Regions from separate parts of the Homo sapiens genome. Here region 1 is linked to region 2. A link is a loop called in an ENCODE intact Hi-C map of the cell type or tissue named here. Cell type or tissue: B cell. All regions are shown on one strand. Links, peaks and the distances in the headings refer to the core of each region. The heading gives the core; the rest is flanking DNA.

What was found. Hi-C counts contacts between places; a loop is a spot of excess contacts. Peaks named below come from ENCODE experiments on the same cell type or tissue, not always from the same donor. Only the 100,000 strongest peaks of a DNase experiment are listed, where the experiment ranks them.
Region 1: a loop joins it to region 2, with 10 times the contacts of the local background. A loop is called at or near these places in 3 of 110 quality-filtered maps.

What each region holds. Positions count from the first base shown.
Region 1 is chr13:99,223,496-99,234,727 of GRCh38, reverse strand. All of the region lies in intron 1 of UBAC2 (UBA domain containing 2), which reads right to left. Among named protein-coding and RNA genes, the nearest start is that of UBAC2, 28 kb to the right of the region's middle. RefSeq lists an enhancer at 6,670-6,739. In B cell, for the core only: no CTCF peak of the experiment used is centred there; DNase peaks (open chromatin) are centred at 2,827, 5,827, 6,645 and 9,417; H3K4me3 peaks cover 2,855 bases; H3K27ac peaks cover 3,333 bases.
Region 2 is chr13:99,414,782-99,426,013 of GRCh38, reverse strand. No RefSeq gene overlaps it. Among named protein-coding and RNA genes, the nearest start is that of LNCARGI, 12 kb to the left of the region's middle. RefSeq lists enhancers at 1-180, 5,519-5,628, 5,639-5,728, 5,779-5,918, 7,904-8,823. In B cell, for the core only: no CTCF peak of the experiment used is centred there; DNase peaks (open chromatin) are centred at 3,563 and 5,553; H3K4me3 peaks cover 1,104 bases; H3K27ac peaks cover 2,987 bases.

The DNA of each region.
Region 1 (11,232 bases), core at 1,542-9,541, 190 kb after region 2:
AAAACAAGCCCCTGAAGCTACTTGCTGAGCTAATCCATGGGAAAGAACAAGAGCTATGAGAAGGGAAAGGACCTGGGGCCCAGAAGACTTGGCCTTGAACCTTCATTTTCACACTTACTGATGCTTGTCATTGGACACAGTATCTGACCTCTCTGAGCTTCAGTCACTTCATCTGACCTAATTCTCAGGGTTATGCTAAGAATGAAGTGAGGTAATGCATGTAGAAATGGCTAGCACAGGCAGGGCGCAGTGGCTCACGCCTGTAATCCCAGCACTTTGGGAGGCTGAGGCGGGCGGATCACCTGAGGTCAGGAGTTTGAGACCAGCCTGGCCAACATGGCGAAACCCCATCTCTACTAAAAATACAAAAAAATTACCCGGGCGTGGTGGCAAGCGCCTATAATCCCACTTGGGAAGCTGAGGCGGGAGAATCACTTGAATCGCTTGAACCTGGAAGGTGGTGGTTGCAGTGAGCCGAGATTGTGCCACTGCACTCCAGCCTGGGCGACAGAGTGAGACTCCATCTCAAAAAAAAAAAAAAAAAAAAAAAAAAAAAGAAACGGCTAGCACAATGTCCGGCCCATGATGGAGACTCAGAAAAATAAAGTGCATCTCAATCTAGGAAAACCGCTGAAATAACATGCTTTCCTTGGAAATAATTACTTTATATAATAACCCTGTACCTCCCTTTGTATGGGAGCTCTGTTTTCACTCTATTAAATCTTGCAACTGAAAATAAGAATAATAATAATAATAAAATAATAACCCTGTAATATTCATAGTATCAAAAGACTAGTCTTGAGAACTCAAGTGGTACCAGCAGATTTGGTTACAAAAACATGGCTGAGATTTCCATCAAATAATGAAATACTTACGCTTCATCGGGAACCAAAAACACTGCCTTTTTTTTTCTCCCATCCTTTTACCGTGAAAAAGTTTACAATTAAGACTTACACTAGGGTTTACATAATGATAATTTTGATAATTCTGTCATTACTTTTCTATTTCTTAGCTGGCCTTCTGTCTTCATTCTCCTTGTATCTCGGTATCACTCTACACTCATGGATTTTTACTTAGTCAATGTGTCACAATCAGTTGCATTCTTTTTCCAACGTTCAGATGGTCCAGGTGGAAGCCCTCTGACCAGCTCCTGCGGCCTTTCAACCAGGGCCCTCAACGCCTGCTCTGGCTGCTCCACCTACCCACTCATCTTCCTTGCTTTAGGCTCACCTATACCCGCCCTGCCCAAGACCTAGAATTTCTCTAAGGATCCCTGTTAGGGAATGTTGGGAAATGGTCTTTAGAAACCAAATCTGAGGCCGGGTGCAGTGGCTCATGCCTATAATCCCAGCACTTTGGGAGACCGAGGAGAGCAGATCATGAGGTCAGGAGTTCAAGACCAGCCTGGCCAACATAGTGAAACCCTGTCTCTACTAAAAATACAAAAATTAGCTGGGCATGGTGGTGCGTGCCTGCAGTCCCAGCTACTTGGGAGGCTGAGGCAGGAGAATCACTTGAACCCGGGTAGTGGAGGTTGCAGTGAGCCGAGATCACGCCACTGCACTCCAGCTGGGGCAACAGAGTAAGACTTCGTCTCAGAAAAAAAAAAAAAGAAACCAAATCTGGGCATTAGATGTGCTCACTGTAATTTTCTGGGTCCCAATGCTTCTAGCTCTTTCAGTAATCAGAGCTAGAAAATATATTTTTGAAATCATGATTCATAATGATATTTCCAATTCAAATTTAACAATTTAACACTACAGTGCTATTTTTCTTTTCTTTTTTTGAGACAGGGTCTCCTTGTGTTGCCCAGGCTAGAGTGCAGTGGCGTGATCTCAGCTGACTGCAACCTCCACCTCCTAGGCTCAAGCAATCCTCCTGCTTCAGCCTCCCAAGTAGCTGGGATTACAGGGGCAAGGCCCCATGACCGGCCAGGTTTTTTTTTCGTTGTTTTTGTTTTTTTGTGTGTGTAGAGACAGGGTTTTGCCATGTGGCCCAGGCTGGTCTTGAACTCCTGAGCTCAAGCGATCTGCCCGCCTCGGCCTCCCAAAGTGCTGGGATTACAGCTGTGAGCCACCATGCCTGGCCTACAGTGCTTTTTCCTAAGGACTTTGCATTTCTGTCGTTTCTCTCTTAAATATTAATAGTTAGCTGCTTGCTTTATCCTAGGTTATACATAAAATTTTAATATTACAGTATCAGTATCATTACAAACAATAAACTACTTATTAAGCCCACTGGGCGAAGTTTAAGATACCTTTGAAGATTTTTTTTTTTCTTTTGGTCCTTAGAGTATGTGTGTGTGAATATATATATATATATCTATATCTCTCAACTAAGGATGGACAGGGTCTTGTGTTCAAAAGCTACTTGAAAGAATTATTTTCCCTAGTGGTTATAACACAGAGATTTGTTTATTTCTGTTTACATTCAATATTAAAGTTTGCTCCTTTCTCAGTTAAAATTTTTGAATATGTTAAATATTTACATTGTTCAAAAACCAAAACCAGGAAAAACAAAGGTTTACTTTCACTTCAGTTATTTATCCCCTCTATCCCATACCCCCAAACCCACTCCCATAGATACACACTTCTAATAGTTTCTAGCTTAACTCCCAATTTTCTTTTTTAAAAAACAAGTAACACACATTAACCTATATAAATACACATGTAGACATGGTACAAAAATACACACACTGGCAGTTCCTCATTTCTGCATAGCTCTGATAGGCACAGACTTCAGTTACCATGATTTGGTAAAACAACACCAGCTCTTCAGTACATAGATCATTATGTCAGTAAGACGTGCATTATGATCAGCAACCAATCATGTATGTCACTTCTTTCTAAGTCTGTCAGTGACTGGTCACTGGGCAGCTGTTATTCCATTCATGCACAGACAGTAAAGTATGTAGTTGTGTTGCCTCATCTTCCAATGATAAATTCATGTGACATTTTACAAAAATAGATCATCAAAAGAGGGAACTAGTCAATACACATGAAAGTATACAAAAAGAGAGCCAGGCGTGGTGGCTCACATCTATAATCCCAGCACTTTGGGAGGCCGAGACGGGTAGATCACTTAAGGTCAGGAGTTTGAGACCAGCCTGGTCAACATGGCAAAACCCCGTCTCTACTAAAAATATAAAAAGTAGCTGGGCGTGGTGGCACGCCTGTAGTCCCAGCTACTCGGGAGGCTGAGGTGGGAGACTCACTTGAACCCAGGAGACAGAGACTGCAGTGAGCCGAGATCACACCATTGTACTCCAGCCTGGACGACAGGGAGAAACTCCATCTCAAAAAAAAAAAAAAAAAAAAAAAATGTATACAGCAAAGCAACAAAAAGTAATAGTGCTGGAAGTGAAATGTGAATCAAATGTTATCAGGTTATAAAAGAAATATCAAACCACAGGAATGTTGACACTGCCACCATTCAAGGTGGGCAGCTAGAGAAACTCAGTGAAGGTGAACTTATCAACAGGAAGGTGACTGTGATAGAATACTGGCTCCCCAAGGAGGTCCACGTCCTAATCCCCAGAACCTGTGACTATGTTGGGTTACACAGCAAGGGGGAGTTAAGGTTGCAGACAGAATTGAGGTTGCTAATCAGATGTCCTTGAGATGAGACTACCTAAGATATCCAGCTGGATTCTATGCAATCACAAGAGTCCTTTTTTTTTTGAGACGGAGTCTCCCTCTGTCGCCCAGGCTGGAGTACAGTGGCACAATCTCAGCTCACTGCAACCTCCGCCTACCGGGTTTAGCGATTCTCCTGCCTCAGCCCCCTGAGTAGCTGGGACTACAGGCACGTGCCACCACATCCAGCTAATTTTTGTATTTTTACTAGAAATGGGATTTCACCATATTGGCCAGGCTGGTCTCAGACTCCTGACCTCATGATCCACCCGCCTCGGCCTCCCAAAGCGCTAGGATTACAAGCGTGAGCCGCTGCAACCGGCCCACAAGAGTCCTTTTAAGTGCAAGAGGGAGGCAGGAGAGTAAGTTTCAGAGTGACAATGTGTAAGAAAGAGTCCACCAGTCACCCTTGGCTTCGAAGATAAAATTGGGTCATGAGTCAAGAAATGTGAGCTGCCTCAGAAAGCTACAAAAGGCGAAGAAACAGATTCCTTCTCAGAGCTTCCAAAAGAAATGCAGCCCTGCTGACACCTTGATTTTATCCCAGTGAGATCCATTTTGGACTTCTGGCCTCCAAACTGTAGGATAATAAATTTATTTTGTTTTATTTATTTATTTATTGAGGAGACAGAGTCTTGCTCTGTTGCCCAGGCTGGAGTGCAGTGGCGTGATCTCAGCTCACTGCAACCTCTGACGCCTCCCAGGTTCAAGCAATTCTCGTCCCTCAGCCTCCCAAGCAGCTGGGACTACAGGCGCTTGCCACCATGCCCAGCTCATGTTTTTGTATTTTTAGTAAAGACAGGGTTTTGCCATGTTGCCCAGGCTGGTCTCGAACTCCTGAGATCAGGCAATCTGCCCACCTCAGCCTCCCAAAGTGCTATGATTACAGGCATGAGCCACTGTGCCTGGCCATATTTCTTTTGTTTTAAACCACCACGTTTGTGATAATTTGTTAGAGAAGCAACAGTACACTAAAATAGTGATTATCATGTCCCTGAGGAAGTGATGCTGGCAAAAATCTACATATTAAGGAAACTCTCAGGGATATTTTGTCACATTGAAAGCAGAGAGAATAAAATAATGGAAACTCAGCCAAACTCAGAAAGGTGTATGACAATTCACAAGGTTTAAGATAGATACTCCCCATAAGTTACACAACAGGAAGAAGGCAAACACTGTTCAAACTGCTCCTGGTAAGTTTCTTACAAAGAAATAAAACCCTTTAATTCTCAATGTCGCTGAAGTTTTTAATAAATTACAGTATACTGTTTTACTATTTTTTCATTTCCCTATGCATTTATAACTATACATTTATAAGAGAAAGTCTAAAGTTTTAACAAAGCATTCTTTCAACGAAGATTTTTAAAAGTCACAGAACAATCCAAATTTTCCCCATTGATTATTAAAATAGCTTTGCCCGGTTTCAACTTGCACGGTCATTTTTACGGTCCTGCATCACCTTGCAAAGCAAGGACTATCTGTGTGTGTTTGTATATACTCTTTCCTAAAACGAGGCTGCAATGTGGTCACTTTGGTATGACCTTCAAGCTCAAATGACAAGTCACTGTCCCTGGTTGTCCAGACCTCCCTACATTCTGGGCCTCCTGCCTCTCCAGCACAACATCCATTGCTTTGTTCTCAGGAGCCTTTGCTGCAATCAAACCGCACAGCTCACTACCTCCTGAACATGTTGCTTTCTGTTTCAATGCCTTTGGAAAATTTTTCCAGACTTAAATCCCCAAATATCATCAATGCCTTCCTTATTAGCACAGATACTCCCTTATCTAAATCTTATGCAGCCTTCAAATTACAGTTGTTTCTACTTTCCTCCATCAGCCTGAGTGAACCATTTTAGCCTGAAGGGCTTTTCCCCCACTCTGCACCCTCGTTCCCACACACTACTATGAGCAGCCAGGGTTTGTACAGTTTTGCTATCCCAACCACAATAAAGATTCCTGAAGGGAGGCCACATGCCTTACCCTTCGCTACATCCACCATAAAGCCTAGCACCGTCCCTTGCACAGATGAAACGTCCAGATCATTAACAGCCAAGATCACAGAAAAGCCTCACTGATGGGGACATTCTCAGATTCTGTGAGATGCACCTTCATCTTATTCATAAGAAATTCCCTGGGGGCGAATTTACCAGTTACAGTTGACACTGTGGTTATTGTACTTGTCTAAGCATATAAAAATAGCCCAACTATTTCCTCTCTGGTAAGGTCTTGTGAGCATCTAAACTAGAACCATTAGTAAAGTGGTTGCATACTTTCTTCATGACCAAAATGCAAACAAGGCTCCACGGAATCTAAAATCTAACCGAGTTCCTCATTGCCTCGTAATTCAAAAGTAGAGGAGAGCACCATGACTATAAGCCTAACCAACCTAAATCCTTTCTCGAGCCATTTCAGCCTCAATTTTCCTCACCTGTAAAATGGAGATGAGAACCTACCTCAAAAGTGTTACGAGAAGAAAATGAAATAAAAGAATAAATATAGGGGCTGGGCACAGTGGCTCATGCCTATAATCCCAGCACTTTGAGAGGCCAAGTCGGGCAGATCGCTTGAGGTCAGGAGTTTGAGACTAGCCTGGCCAACATCGTGAAGCCCCGTCACTACTAAAAATACAAAAATTAGCCGGGCGTGGTGGGGTGCGGGGGAGCCTGTAATCCCAGCTATTCAGGAGGCTGAGGCAGGAGAATCGCTTGAACCCAGGAGGTGGAGGTTGCAGTGAGCCGAGATTGTGCCATTGCACTCCAGCCTGGGCAACAAAGCGAGATTCCGTATCAAAAAAAAAAAAAATGAATGAATATAGAGAATATTGCTCCTACCACCAGCACCATCACAACACCCCGGGCTTCCCCCATTAAAGGCAAGCTCCTTTGTGACTCTGACAGGACTGCAGATGGAGCAGGGGTGATGTAAGTGCAACGGGCAGCTTGATCCATGTTTCCTTCAACTTGGGTTTCCACCTGTCCTTGTGCAATGGGCCCCGTCAGTCCTTCCTCTTCCTTGCCAGCTTCTGAGCAACTCAACATGACTCAAAAAAGTCACCCATCTGAGCTACAAGATTTCACCATAAATTCTTGGTCTCAAGTCTCAAGGTGACACTCTCCACTGACCAGCATTTCCACTGATTTTCTCTAGTATATCTGCTCTACAACTTCTTACCTCACACTATCTCTTCCTCTCTCCTCAAACCTCCCTAATTCACACTCCCAACTTGAATACCAAACTCCCAACACATGCACCAAATGAATAAATGAACGGTTTGCTTTGGTATTCTCAATCATTCTCTAAATATGAGTAGGCATCCACGCTGTACCATGCATTATTCTAGGTCCTGAGGCACAGCAATAAACTGTGGACAAAGTCCCTAGCCTTGTGGTTTGGAGTGTAGACAGGACAGAAAAACAACAACAAACAAAACAAGGTAGATATACATTATGTCAGATGGAAATAAATCCTATGAGAAATGAACTAGGGAAAATAAAACCTGTGGCTTTGTTATTCACCACATATTTCCCGTCTCTTCCCAAACACATGGTAGGACTGCTCCCCACCCCCACTCCCAAATGAAGTGAGGCATGGCAGTGTGACTTGCTCTGGCCAAGTAAATGAAAGCTATGTCACTTCCAGGAGGACCCTTTAAGAGCCAGGGAATCATTCTTGTTCTTTTCACCTGCCAACGTGCAAGATGGTGGTTACTCTATCAGCCAGCTCCCGGGGCTGACGACAGTGTGGAGTGGACCCCTCCTAGGTAACTTGCAGTGGAGATGGAACACCAGTGAGATGCAAGCCTTGTCTCGGGTTCCTGATATTTCAGAGTTGTTTGCTACTGCAGCATAACCGGGGAAGGAGGGGTGCCGTCTTTTTTTGTTGTTTTTTTTTTTTTGAGATGGAGTTTCGCTCTTGTTGTCCGGGCTGGAGTGCAATGGCACAATCTCGGCTCATTGCAACCTCTGCCTCCTGGGTTCAAGCGATTCTCCTGTCTCAGCCTCCCGAGTAGCTGGGATTACAGGCATGCACCACCACAACTGGCTAATTTTGTATTTTTATTAGAGACTGAGTTTCTCCATGTTGGTCAGGCTGGTCTTGAACTCCTGGCCTCAGGTGATCCACCCTCCTTGGCCTCCCAAAGTGCTGGGATTACAGGCATGAGCCACCGCGCCCAGCCAAGGGGTGCCGGTCTTATCCAACCTGGTTAGGGAAAACCTTCTTGTAATGTGGATTTGAGCAGAGACCTGAAGATGTAGGCCTTGCAGATATCTGAGGGAAGGGTGATTCTGGAGGAAAAAAAAGCAAGTACACATGCTTTGAGATGAAAACATGCTCAACATGATTAAGAGATGATAAGGCTGCCAACTGGCAAAAGCAGAATGAGCACAAGGCAGACAGGGAGGGAGCTAACGTCAAACAAGTGGTGATGAGGGGAATGGTCCAGAGCCCTACAGGCCATTATGAGGACTTTAACCTTTCCTCTGGATGTGACAGGGTGCTTTGGGGAGGTCTAAGTAGAGGAATAACATGATTGGACATGTTTTTGAATGATCACTTTGGTTGCTAAATTGAGAAGAAATTACAGTAAGGCAATGGTGGAAGATAGTAAACCAGTTAGAAGGCTGTTAGGGAATCCAGGGAAGAAAGGAGGATGTTCAAACCAGCAGGGTGGAGGTGTAGATGAAGAGGGAGGTTGAAACTGGGATATGTTGTGAAGGTACTGCAGGCAGGATATGCTGACTAACCGGGTGCATGGGCAGATGGAGAAGTCAAGAATAAAATTAAGTTTTGTTCTGGACAACTGGAAGAACTGTTGGCAGTTACTGAGATGGCCCTGACTAAGTTTACTGACATGTTGTCTTTCCTACCTACAAGATCTGGGCCCATCTTGCAATATGCTCCCCCAAGCCTTCACCTGCCAGGTCTCTCTCTCCTCTCTACCAGTGCCACTCAAAATAACCAGTCTGCAAAGTGCTACCAGCTCACAGTGGGGTCAGAGTTTGTGCCAAATGTGAATCAACATACTGCCTCCTTCAGGGATGAAGTCCTGCTATGAAAACATATCAACTAAACATGTGCTGTGCTCAAATGTTACCTTATCCTTTGTCCTGCTTTTTTCATAGCACTTAACAGTGGATTTAATAGTGATCCATCAACTCTATGATTCAAACTGATACACCATTATTTTTAGTGCCACTAAAAAATAAACGCTGCCAAATATAATTCTAAGACGTCATCAATTACAAGGCACGTTCCAATTTTAGAATCATTAAAACGTGGGACCTAATGCATTTTAGAATCAAGGAAATATGTTTATTGGTCTATTGTCCATCCGCCCATCTTCAGTCTCCACTAGAACACAAGCTTACTTAGGGCATCAGCTTTGTCTGGTACATTCCTTGTTGCAGCATCCCTCATGCCTCCAATAGGACCTGACACATAAAGGCAGTCAAGAGTGTTTGTTAAACAAAAGGGGAGTGATGTGAAGGAGGTGCTCACATACTGGCGGGAGGAACCCAAGTGTCCACTGGCAGATGAATGCATAAACGGGTAAACAAAATGTGGCATACACATATAATGGAATTTAATTCAGCCTTAAAAAGGAAGGAAACTGGCACATGGAACAACATGCATGAACCTTGAGGACATTATGCTATGTGAAATAAGCCGGTCACAAAAAGATAAATATTATATGATTCCACTTATTTGCAGTACCTAGAGTAGTAAAATTCACAGAGGCAGAAAGTAGAAAAGTGGTTGCCAGAGGCAGGGTACAGTGGGCGGAGGAAGGGGGAAATGGGAAGTTGTTTAATGGATACAGAGTTTCATTTCTGCAAGATGAGAAGAGTTATAGACATCGGTTGCACAATATGAACGTACTTAATACTACTGGACTATACACAAAAATAGTTAAGATTGTACATTTTATATTATGTACATTTTACCACAATTAAAAATTAAAACTAAATATAAGCAAATATTTACTGAACTAATAACTGACCCTATTTACACAGCCATTTTAATTCTGTCCAGGACCAAACAAACCCCTAAAAATACAGATCTGATAATTACCATTAAGTATTCCTCTCAAAATGAGCAAAAATCACATCTCAGAAACCTATGTGGAAAGCAATAATACACAAATATCCAAACAGTTGCACATCACAGGATAAGTATATAGTATCATTATAGACAACAAGATTCGCTCATCAACTCAAGATTTGTACTTTTACTACGTAAAAATTTTAACTCAAAAACCTTTAAATAGTTATTATTAAACTCTAGGGAATAACAATGCACATTTAAGTGTTTAGAGAAAATGTGACTATAATCTACTTTGAAATGCATTTTTAAAAATCATATGGTACTGATCAAATAAATAAAGGGATTGATATTTGCTAAAGCCAACATAGTAAAATGTTAATTGTGTAGAATCTAGGTGGTGGGTATATGGGTGTTCAGTGTACCCCTCTTTCTACTTTGTGGCATGTTTGAAATTTTTCATAATTAAAACATTGGGTGGGAGGTGCACAGTGAATCATAGAATCTGAGAGCTGAGAAAGGATTTCAATGAAGCAAAAATTAATAGAACTGAAATGGGACGTAGATAAATCCACAAATATAGTTGGAGAATTCAGCACTCTTCTCACAGTAATCGATAATACAAGCAAACAGAAAATCACTGTTATGGACTGAACGTTTCCTCCTAAAATTTGTATGTTGAAGCTCTATGCTGACTAAGTTTGGAGATAGGCCCTTTAAAGAGGTAATTAAGGTTAAGTGAGGTCATAAGGATAGATGGAGCCCTAATTCAATGTGACATGTCTTTTAAGAAAAGGGAGGGACCCAGGGATGCTTGCACACACAAAGGAAAGACCATGTGATGACACAGCTAGAAGCCAGCAGGCTCCTGCAAGGCCCCAGGAGAAACCAAACCCGCCAAAACCCTGAGCTTGGACTTCTAGCTTCTGGGTCTGTAAGAAAATTAATTTCTGTTCCTTAAGCCACCCAGTCTGTGGTATTTTGTTATGGCAGCCCAAGCTGACCAGTAAAATCAGTAAGGATACACAAGACCTGAAAAACATTATCAACCAATTTGGCCTGATTGACATTTATAGAACACTCCACCCAACAACGGCAAGTTACACATTTTTTCAAGTGCATATGGAGCATTCACCAAAATAGACTATATTCTGGGCATAAAAGAGTCCTCAAAAAAATTTAAAGGAATTAAAATCATATAAAGCATGTTCCTTGGCCACAAAAAAATCAGAAGCCAACAGCAGAAAGATGGAAAATCCCCCAAATATGTGAAAACTCAACAACACATTTCTAAACAATATCTGGGTCAAAGAGGAAGTCACAAAGGAAATTAGAGTATATTTAAAACAGAATAAAAAAATGAAGCACAACCAAGCAAAATTTGTGGACTGCAGATAGAGCAATGCTTAGAGGGGAAAATGTAGCATAAAAATGCTTATATTAGGAAGAAAAAAGGTCTCACATAATGGTGTAGGTTACAATCTTAAAAAAAAAAAAAAAAAAAAAAAACAGAAAAAGAGAAAGAAGAGCAAATTAAAACCTAAGCAAGCAGATAT
Region 2 (11,232 bases), core at 1,092-9,091:
GGCCAGAGGGCTAAGCCCTGGTTTCGATGAGCTGGAGAAGAGCCTGGAAAAGTTTCTGGCCGGGGGATTGGGTAGGGGCCTGCTTGGGAACTGCCCCCTGAAAAACCCCACTGGGCCTTGATTTTGAGACAAGCAGGTGTTCTGAGAACTTCTTCCTCCCGCGGCCGCCCCTCCTCCAGGCCCTCTATTTATAGCGCTTCCTCTCTTGAGCTCCGCGAGAAAAGTGCTCTTGAAACACACAGAAGAGAAAAATTCTGAAAAATGTCAAACCACAGGTCCTTTCCCCTCTCTTCCGTTAAGATCTAGGTTTGTACTATTCCTGGTTGACCCCAGAGTAGACAAGGTCAAATGGGGCATCCTTGGGTTATCACAGTGGCGTTCAGAAGGTGCTGGCTGAGTCCTGGCTCCTCTCTGCAGCCTGTCTGGGACTAACTCAAGGGGCAGGGAACAGGAGACCCTTTTCCACCAAGAAAATATGGGGCCATGAAGGTCTAGCCTGATCTAGCACGTGAGTTTGGAGAGATCAACAGCAAAGATGGTGAGATGGGAGTTGGAAAATATCAGACTCTGAATTGGAAGCCTGATGCCATGTTCTAGTTCAAGCTCTGTTTGGGATATCACTTCTGTCTCTGAGTATATTTCCCTCTCTGTAAATTAAAAGAGTTGGACTAGACCCGTGTTTTACAAACTTTTAAAACACAGAGCACACACAACGGAAACAGAAGTCTTATGAAACAGTATTTGTCCTTATTACGATGTATTTTCTTTTCTGTTCTGTTTCCTTTTCTCTTCTATCTCATTTTTAAAAAGTTCTGATCATGGCCCACTAAAATGATCTCGAAACCCACAATAAATTATTAAAGTAGTAAATTTTATGTATATTTTATCACAATTAAAACAATTTTTTTTTCTTGAGACAGGGTCCTGCTCTGTCTGTCACCCAGGCTGGAGTGCAGTGGCAGTCATGGCTCACTGCAGCCTCCATCTCCCAGGCTCAAGCAATCTTCCAGCCTCAGCCTCCTGAGTAGCTAGGACTACAGGCATGCACCACCACACTCAGCCAATTTTTAAATTATTTGTAGAGATGGGGTCTCACTGTGTTGCCCAGGCTGGTCTCAAACTCCTGAGCTCAAGGGATCCTCCTGCTTTGGCCTCCCAAAGTACTGGGATTACAGGCATGAGCCACCTTGCCTGGCCCAAAACAGTTTTTTTTTTTAAACCAACTAATTGTGGATTTTAACCCAATGGTTGAAAAATACCAGACTACACATATTTAAGTTCTCCTCCAATTATTTTTAAAAACCTAATTGTTCAATCACAGAGGAAAAGTGCCGCTTTGACAAAACATTGATCATTTTAAATTTTATTTTCAGTTTTTAAAAAAATCAAGTTTTAAAATGTTTTCTTTTTAAAAAATCAACCAAGGATAGTTTCAACTGAAGCTAAACCAAAATACCCTGTGGCCCAGCATTCCCCAATCTGGGTACATCCTAAAGAAAATGAGTATGTAAGTTCACCAAATGATGTGTACAGAAATGTTCACAGCAGCACTGTTTGTAATAGCCCCGCATGAAATACAACTCATGTTTATCAAAAGGAGAATAACTGTAATCCCAACACTTTGGGAGGCTGAAGCTGGCAGATTGCCTGAGCTCAGAAGTTTGAGACCTGCCTGGCCAACATGGCGTAACGCTGTCTCTACCAAAAAATACAAAATTTTCCAGGCATAGTGGCATGCACCTCTGGTCCCAGCTACTTGAGGGGCTGAGGTGAGAGAATCACTTGAGCCTTCGAGGTCAAGGCTGCAGTGAGCCATGTTCATGCCACTGTGCTCCAGCCTGGGTGACGGAGTGAGCCTGTCTCAAAAAAAAAAAAAGAAAGAAAGAAAGAAAAAAGAAAAAGAAAAAATAAAAGAGCATGAATGTGTAAGTGTTGGTACAGCCAAACAAATGAATAGTATATAACAATGAGAGTGAATGAACTACAACTGTTACCAATGTAGATGAGTTCCACCTGTTGGGCTCAGTGCCTGATACCCCAAAACATGGCACCTTGGCAACTGATAAAACAAAGAAACGAGATGATCATGAGACCCTTCCCCCACCCTTCTATGTGACAGCTGGCCATAAAGGAATCCTCTGACCTACTTCACCAGAAAACAGATCATAAGATCCTCCTTCCAGGACCAGGCATGGTGGCTCACGCCTATGATCCTGTAAGCGCTTTGGGAGGCCAAGGTGGGAGGACTTGAGGTCAGGAGTTCGAGACCAGCCTGGCCAACATGGTGAAAACCCGTCTCTACTAAAAATACAAAAATTAGCTGGTCATGGTGGTGCACACCTGTCATCCCAGCTACTCAGGAGGCTGAGGCAAGAGAATTGCTTGAGCCCAGGAGGCAGAGGTTGCAGTGAGCTGAGATTGTGCCACTGCACTCCAGCCTGGGCAACAGAGTGAGACTCCATCTCAGAAAGAAAAAATGAAAAAGGAAATTGAAGAAACCTAAAGAAACAGAGAGACCTGTGACTTTTCCATGCTTAGGTTAGATGAAGAGTGGATGATTTTGGAGAAATAAGATTGGAGGAAGACAAGGGTGTGATCGAATGGGGAACCCCTGGGGGACTTAGCAAGGCTTGTTTGTTCAGGCTCCTCCCTGTGACCCTGGTGCCTTCAGAGGTAAGGATGTTCCTTTCTTCTGGGTGTGTGGAGGGGAACTTTCAAACGAGGGTCTATAAGCTGCTTCGGGGGTGGGGAGGGGCATGGTGGGGGTAGGAGTGACCTTCTTGCTCCTCCTGTTTTCTTAAATGCCAAGATGCCATGTTTTGGGATAGCGTGGCCTGAACCCCATCATACTCCATGGGCCCTGACCCCTGCCATGGGAACTGTAGAAAGAAGAGTGTCTGCGTTCACCCAGTGCACACACTGGGTGCTGGCAACTGAGTCAGGCACTGGGGAAGGACGGCACCTCCATCTTGCTCGAAGAGCTTGGCCCTAACGAAGTCTGACCGGGTGAAGAGACTCTCATTTAATGTTACCGACTCTGCGCCTTTCAGGCTCTGAAGCTGTCCGCACAGTAGGATCACAGGTCGGGGATGGTCAGGACAGGGGATTGTGTTGAATCCAGGGATCTCCCCAGAAGTTGCTTTTCTGACTAAATAGCTCCTTGGGGCATTTTCTTGTAAAATTTTTGCCAACTGCTTGAACCACTCCTTCGGCATTTCCCTCCCGATCTTGGTTCGCTGATGTAAGGGACATGTGTCTTGTCCCCAAGCTCTGAAGTGAGGGTGGTTTTGTTTCTCTTGGATTATCACCTGGTGGCCAGCAGGGTGGCTTAAACATAAAAGGTGCTTAAATCACAATTTTTGACTAAAGGAGAGAAAGAAGAAATAATTCAATTAAATTGCAACTTCCTCTTGAAGGAAGAGTGCAGGGAGAAAAACACCGCTGGTTTGAGATATTTGAGGGTTGTCTTACGTCACAGCATGTTGCATAGAAGTGGAAGGTGCCCACGTCTGCTTTTTCCTAAAGAGCATTTGCTGTGGAGGTCTGAGGCTGGTCTGGGTTGCAGTGACGTTGGTGGCTACCTGAGTGACCGCAGTGACTCAGCCCACCTCTCTGGGTCTCAGCATCCTCATCTGCAACCTGGTCGGATTAGACAGGAGCCTCTATCAGGTTCCTCTATGTGGTGACTCTATGAGGCCAAGGGAAGACATAAGGGTGGTGTCTCATCCCCAGCTGTCGTCCCCACGTTGAGTGCCATGTGGTTCCCAGTGACTTTTGGGTTTCTCAACTTTCCCCTCAACATTTAAGCTCCTTGCAGGCCATGGGTGTGCCTTCACACCCCCTCCCCAGTGGCCAGCACAGGGAGCTAAGCAGATGCTTGATGTGTCCTGTGGGAAGAAGTCTCTGGATGATGTGGGAAGACAGGCTGTGGAGGGCAGGTTTGGAACAGTAACTACCACTGGCCCTGCATTCAGCAATCATTCAGCACGCACCCACCAGGCTGACCCCTGTGGAGGCCCTAGGAGTTGATGATTGAGACTTTGTCACTTCCCTAAACAGCTCCCAGTCTGACAGACACTAGTCATTTATGGTGTACACTAATATAGAGACATTTGGGGACTAGAAGGGGAGCACCAAAATGAGATGCAGGGTGTGGGGCAGCCAAGGAAGACTGCCTGGAGGAGGGCTGAGTCTTGTGTGAGAAGGAGTTAAGCAGAGTTGATGAGGGTTCATGGGGAGGGAAAATGCATTCTGGACAGAGAGAACAGCATATCCCAGGTCATGGAAATCGAATCCTGTCCTAAAGACCCTCAAAGGATTTTAGGTAGCGAATAACACAATCAGTTGTGCCTTTAGCAAACTCATTCTGCAATCCTCAGTGGGATGTAGAATATAAACTGGATTGGAGAATTAAGATCGGAGACCAGGAAGCAAGAAGCTGTGGCTGTCCTGGAGAGAGACAGTGAGGACTGGGCTGAGGCCACAGCCACGAGAATGCAGCAGAGGTGATGAATGAGGACCGAAAACTGGGGTGACGGCGGGGGCGGGCATGGCACATGAGGAAGAGCAAGGTGGGGCGGGCAGGATGGCCGTGGGTAGGTGCTCTGTGGGGATGGGCGAATCCACATGAGTTTGGGGCTGGAGAGGACACATTTGTAGTGTGGTCCACACTGCTTGTGCTGCTCCCAGCACACGGCAGGATTCCACCTTTTTTTTTTTTTTTTTTTTTTTTGAGATGGAGTCTTGCTTTGTCACCCAGGCTGGAGTGCAGTGGCACCATCTCAGCTCACTGCAACCTCCGCCTCCCAGGTTCAAGCGATTCTCCTGCCTCAGCCTCCTGAGTAGCTGGGAGTACAGGCATGCACTACCAAGCCCGACTAATTTTTGTATTTTTAGTAGAGACGGGGTTTCACCATGTTGGCCAGTCTGGTCTCGAACTCCTGACCTCAGGTGATCCACCTGCCTCGGCCTCCCAAGGTGCTGGGATTATAGGCGTGAGCCACTGTGCCCCACCAGGATTCCACCTCTTGAAGTTAGGTGTGGCCACGTGACTTGTGTTGTTCAAGGAAATATGAGAGAAAGTGACAAGAAACCTCTGGGTGGGAGAGTAACGGTCCGGCACACCATTCCCTGTGCTCTCCCTCCCTCTGTGTCAGCAGCTGGAGGGGTTGGGCAGATTGTCTCATCCTCAAGCTTGACCTCTGGGAAACCTCCTCGGCCACCTGGGACCAGGAAGAGCCTCCTCCTGTGTGTTCCTTGGCACCCTGAAGTTGCTATCTCTGCGGCGTGCCTGTCACCCCATAGAGCTCTCACCTGTCTACCTGTCTACTTTGCTAGAAGGGAGGGTCTGTCAGTGCCGAAGACCTAGGTGGTTCTGGGAGGTCAGCATAGTGTAGACACTTGGTGAGCACTACATGGGTGAGTGAGTGTGTTACTCCAGCGTCAGCAGTCCTGTCAATGATTAAATGTAAAAAAAGAGGAACAAGTACATCTGTGCCCACCCCACACTCCTTTTCCTCTTCATCATTAAAAAAGAAAGAAAAAGCAAAAACGGCAGCACCTGGACAGCTCAACCACACTGCTGCTCTGCCCACGTGTGGGGCTGAAGCAGCTCTGGGAACACAGACGTGCAAACCACAGAGATGCGATAGCGGTGCCAGCTCCGCTTTCCCGGGGCAGGCACAGAGCGAGGCAGAAATCAGTACCTTGTGAAGCCACTTCAAGGGTAGCAGCCGGTAGGTGGGCTCAGCCACAGTTGCACTGTCCGCAGCCCCTGCTCTACCTGTCCTCAGGAACACTGGCCCAAAGTCTCTGCATCCTTCAGATCTGGGAGAGCCTATATTCGGCCACCTCCCCACTCCAGCCCCAGCTTCGACTGCCTTGTAACTGAACCCACCTGGAGGACCCGTATCTCCATGCAGTTGGCCTTGAACAAATCACTTAACTCCTCTAAGCCTCATTTTATTCATCTGTGAAATGGGGATAATGATGCCTCTTTGCGGATAAAGTGAGGTGTAAATAAGTAAAGCTAGGAGTGTCTGACACAGAGGAGGTCCTCAATCATGGGTGCCATCGTTGTCACTTTTCTTGCCATTGGTTTCCTGACCTGAGTGAACAGGAAACCACTGTGCTCTATTGACCCTTGTCCAGGGCCAGGTGGAAGAGGACAGATGGACTAAGATGAAGGGGGCTGATGAAGCACCTGGAGGAGGAACCAGGGTAGTCAGTGGGTCAGGAAGTCACATGTCGGGCTCAGGGTGTGGAGTGCAGGGATGGAAGGCCACTGCATCTGAAGCGGAGGGGGTTTCAGGCAGCTGAGGCTCTAATCAAGTCTGATGGATAAGCTGGGAGGCTTTGGAAACATCCCATGCCTCAGTGTCCCCACTTAGAAGGCAAAATGGTTAGACTAGATCGAGGGTCCTTCACCTTTTCTTGAGCCACAACCCTTTTGGCTGAAGCCTGTGGACCCCTTCCCAGAGTCCTGGTTTTTAAATGTATAAAGTAAAACACCTAAGATGAAAAGAAACCTTTCATATTAAAATATAGTGATCAAAATGTTTAAAAGTACTTTTTTTTTTGAGATGGGGGGTCTCTCCCTGTCACCCAGGCTGGAATGCAGTGGTACAGTCACAGCTCACTGCAGCCTTGACCTCCCAAGCTCAAGTGATCCTCCCACCTCAGCCTCCAGAGTAGCTGGGACTACAGGCATGCACCACCATACCTGTCTAATTTTTTAATTTTTGTAGACAAACTCTCGCTATGTTGCCCAGGCTAGTTTCGAACTCCTGGATTCAAGCAATCCTTCTGCCTCAGCCTCCCAAAGTGTTGGGATTACAGGCATGAGCTACCACGCCTGGCCAAAGAAAAGCAGATTTTTAATATAATGTCCTACACACTTCTTTATTCACTACTGACATGTCTAATAGTGACTGTAATTTCAAGGTAGTGACGAGCATAAATAATGCCTTAAGGTACCTGGATCACCTGCACTGGGCGATGAAAAGACTTGCTGTGGTTTCTAACAAACAGCACCCAAGTCTCAGGCACTCTCCCGCCACTGTGGCTGGCCACTCGTGTCCACAACTGAAACATCACATTTCAGCTGGGGCCTAATGGAAACAAAGATGGCATCATTTTCCCATCCAGCCTCACAGCCCCCCTGAATTCTGGCCCCCACCACGGGCTGGATAATCTCTTCCACCCCAGCAGATGATTTATATAAGAGCCTGCTGCCGTTTCTACCCCATGGAACTCAGCTGGCTGAAATGAAATGTCTCTGCCCAGGAAACAATTAGACAATAACCCAAGACAATGTGACATTCAGTGCGTGGCCTCAGCGATAAACACAGAAGGAAGGACCCGCAAGAGTGGTGGGGGGATCCACAGAACTTGGGGCAGGGTCTGGTTCTGTCAGGTTCGCTGGGCCTGTGGGGGCTGCAGCTCCCGCTTAGACAAGGTCCCTGATGGGCAACAGAGATGATAACTTGGCACGGGGCGGGGCAGACCCCAGGCCCTCCTGTGTGTGGGTTGCAGCCCTCCATCACTTGTACACAGTCAACTTAGAGCCCGTGGCTGCGCCCAGCTGTGCCTCAGTAAATGCTTATTGAGTGAATCAGGAATAAACCCCGTGTGGGTGGTATTCTATAATTTCTTGCCCTTTTGTGGGGGCCTTCTAGGTCTCTTTTTTTTTTTTTTAACATTTAATCCTAAATGTTGTGAGGACGCCCAGGACGTTTCTCCTGGGGCTTGTGGTCTGTGGACAAGTCAGGCACCTTTGGAAACTGCCTCAGCTCTTCCTTCTGGGGGTGGCAGGAGGGGAAGTTTATGGTAAAGGTGTATGATAAGATAGGACCTTTTCATCTAAGTTATCTCCAACAGGCCTGGAGTTTTGGGGGCATATTTGAAGGCCCGATTTACATATGGGGAAAATTGGGTCCCATAGCCTCTGTCAATGGGAGGCCAGGTAGGGGAGTGTGTTGACCACATTCTAGACTAGGGGAAGCCGGGACACAGTGGACTGGGGGCAGCTGTTCCCCTAGGCTGGACAGCTGGCTGCTGACTGGGGTGGGCTTCACGCTGGGTTCACAGGCAGCCTCAGAAAGAACAGGCACACTTACCGTGTCAATGATGACAATGACGTAGTGAGGGCCGCATAGTCTTAATCAAAGGAGCTGCTCGATGCCTCATTTATTAGCCAGTGATGTGGCAGGGAAAACCATTCTTGCCCTTTGAAATGAGAGGAGAAAAAGAGCGGTGGCCCGGTGGCCTCAGCCCGCAGCCTTTCCCTGCTGGGGAGGGGTGGGTTTAACCTGCAGTCCCGCTGCCCAGCCCCCGCTAACTGCTGCTCTTGGAGCGCTGCCTGCCTGGGCTGCAAATGCACCTTTCAGGCCCCATTAAGGCACCTTGCCTGGGTCACAAAACCCAGGAAATCCAGAGCCAGGGCGGTCTCCCCTCCACCTTCACACACGGAGCTGAGAGTGTCTGGGTCCCCAGGGGGCGTTTCTTGCTTTCCCTTGCTCGCTGCCCCAGTGCGGGGAGAATGGTGGCTGCTTTTGAATTTCCTGACTCTGGTGGCTTCACTGTCACATCTATGGTCTGAATCCCAGCCTGAGGGGTGTGCAGGGAAATGGAGCTGAAAGGAAATTGGCCTCCTGGGGTGACTTTCCTCCTCCTCTCTTCTCTAGGGGATGGTGGGGGCTGTGCGCAGGCATCCTGTGGCGGGGAGATCACCTTGACTGGCACCCTGGGTGTTTTTTCTCTCTCTCTCTCTCTTTTTTTTTTTCCAGCAGGGGTGTAAAGGGAGGAAGAGTGTCGAGTTTTGTGCCATGAACAGATTCCGTTTCTGCAGAGGACAGCGTGCAGGGGACACCCTTCGAGGCTTTGGAGCCACCTAGGAAGCAGGCTGGCTGCTGCACAGGCCTCTGCTGGCCTCCTTGCACATGTCCTTGGTGGGTGAGGTAAGCGGGCCAGGGGGTCTTCCCAGGGCATGGGAAAGGTGCTTGGGCTCCAAGAAAACGGCTCAGATTGCAGCTGCTCTGCCCCCATGGCCTGGTGAGCTGCAGCTCACTCTGCTTCCACCCGTCATCGGTGTAGAGCACGCCCTAGCCTACGCGGGGTGTAGAGCACGCCCTAACCTGCGTGGACGCTCCAGGATCCCGGCCACTGCTGTCAGGCCAGAAGGAGCAGAGGCCAGCGTCAGCCTCCAGCCACCGATAGGACCAGGCTACCTTTGCTGTGTCACCCCCGGGGGAGAATTTTAGAACACTTCTGGAAGCGCTTTTGGTAATTCTCCCCCTTCATGACTGCACTGATTGATCATCTCTGAGCGGAGGCACGCCTGGCACGCTGCAATCAGCACTGTGAGCCTCAGAAGGCAAAGGACCTTGTAACAGGGTAACTTCAGATAAAGGCACAAATGACTGATGTTAGGTCCTTTCCTGAGAGCAGATGGGATGGGGGAAGGGTGGGGTGCTTGTGCTTGTGGGGAGAGACCCCATGGGGTGGAGACGCAGAACACGGGGTGCAGAGGAGCTCACCTTTGGGCAGGTGTGGGGCCACAGCCCGCGCAGCACAGTCCGGGAGCTGTCAGTGCCCTGCGTCCTCATGTCTACCGACATCAATGAGCAAAGGAATGGGATGGACCAGCAGGAGGACAGGTAGCTAGGATTAAGGTGTGAGGCTTAGCGGCTTGGCCTCTCTCGATGGCTCCTGCTTTGGGTCTATGTGGCTGTCCAACCCTGCTGACCTCCCCAGACTCACAGCAGTGGTGACAGCACCTGCCACCCCCTCCTTGGGGTATGGATGTGACTTTTTTGTGGCTTCCAGCAGGGCCCAGCATCCTGGGCACTTGTTTTGTGCCAAATACCAAGAAAAGGAAGAAGACGAGGCCAGCCCCTCAAGGGCTAAGGGTTTGCTGAGCGTGCAGAGGCGTGAAAGAGGCCTGTGAGTCACTGCGGAGGCTCAGTCCCCACCAAGTACCAAGCAAGCGCCAAGGGTGGAGGGGCTCACAAATGCTGCTGAGCCGGGGAGGCTTCAGAGAGGAGGTAGCCCTTAGCTGGGCCTCGAGGCTAGTGCGGTGTCCTGGCAGCAAAGGGGGCACGAGGCACCCCGGCTGAGGCAGGGAGCCACAGCACGCGGTGAACCCTGAGGCTGGAATTCCTGAGGGCCAGGCAGAGCTGAGGCTGGGGGAGATGTGCCCTGGGGAAGAGGCCCCTGAAAAATCAGGAAGGGGGGCCCATTGCCAAGGGTTGGGGGTGCGTCAGGAGCCAGTCCCATCTCTTTGCCCTGTGAGGCCTGAACAAATTAAAAAATGAACACACAACTTTCCAAAGGCACCAGATAGCGGCTCTGTGCCTGGTCAAGTCGGTTCTAGAAGGTGAGGGGACCTGTGGTTCGCACCACCTGAGCTACCCTAGGTCGGCTCAGGCCTCAGGCCCCTTCCCCACAGCCTCCCACCTTGCTCGGCCAGCAAGTTGTTCAGGAAAGAAGGGGAGGAGGAAGAGGAACCTTCTCTCGTGGTTGGGAGCTGGTGAAACTCACGAGAGGGCCTTGGAGTCTGTGTGCTCTTCCAAAGAGCGGTCACTTCAGTGCGGGCTGGTTGGCCTGCCCCACCCCTGGGGCTCCCGGGTCACTTCTCCACAGAGTGAGTTTGAGTGTGTGAGCAAGTGTGTGAGAAGCGTCAGTGTGTGTGAGTGAATATGCGTGAGTGGGTGTGCAAGTGTGTGCACGTTTGAATGTGTGTTGGTGTGTAAAGTGGGTGTGAGTGTGCATGTATGTGAGTGAATGAGTGTGTGTGTGAATGGGTGTGTGTGGGTGGAGTGCATGTGCATGGGTGTGAGTGGGTGTGTGTATAGTGTGTATATATGTGTGCATGTTTGTGAATAAGTGTGTGTCATGTGTGCATATGTGGGGTGTGTATGGAGTGTGTGTGTCTGTGTGAGTGTGCGAATATATAGTGTGTGCACACACCTGTGAGGATGGGTGTGTGTAGTGTGTGTGCACGTGTGAGTGGGTATGTGTGAATGAGTGGATGTGTGTGTGCATGAGCATGTGTGTGAGTGTAAGCGAGTGGAAATGTTATGTATGCAAGTGCAGGTGTGTGTTAGTATACACGTGTGAGTATATGAGTGGGTGTGCAAGCATGTGAGTGGAGTGTGAGTAGGTGTGTGCACATGTCTGCATGGTGAGTACAAGTGTGTGAATGGGTATGTGTGCACATGTGTGAATGTGTGC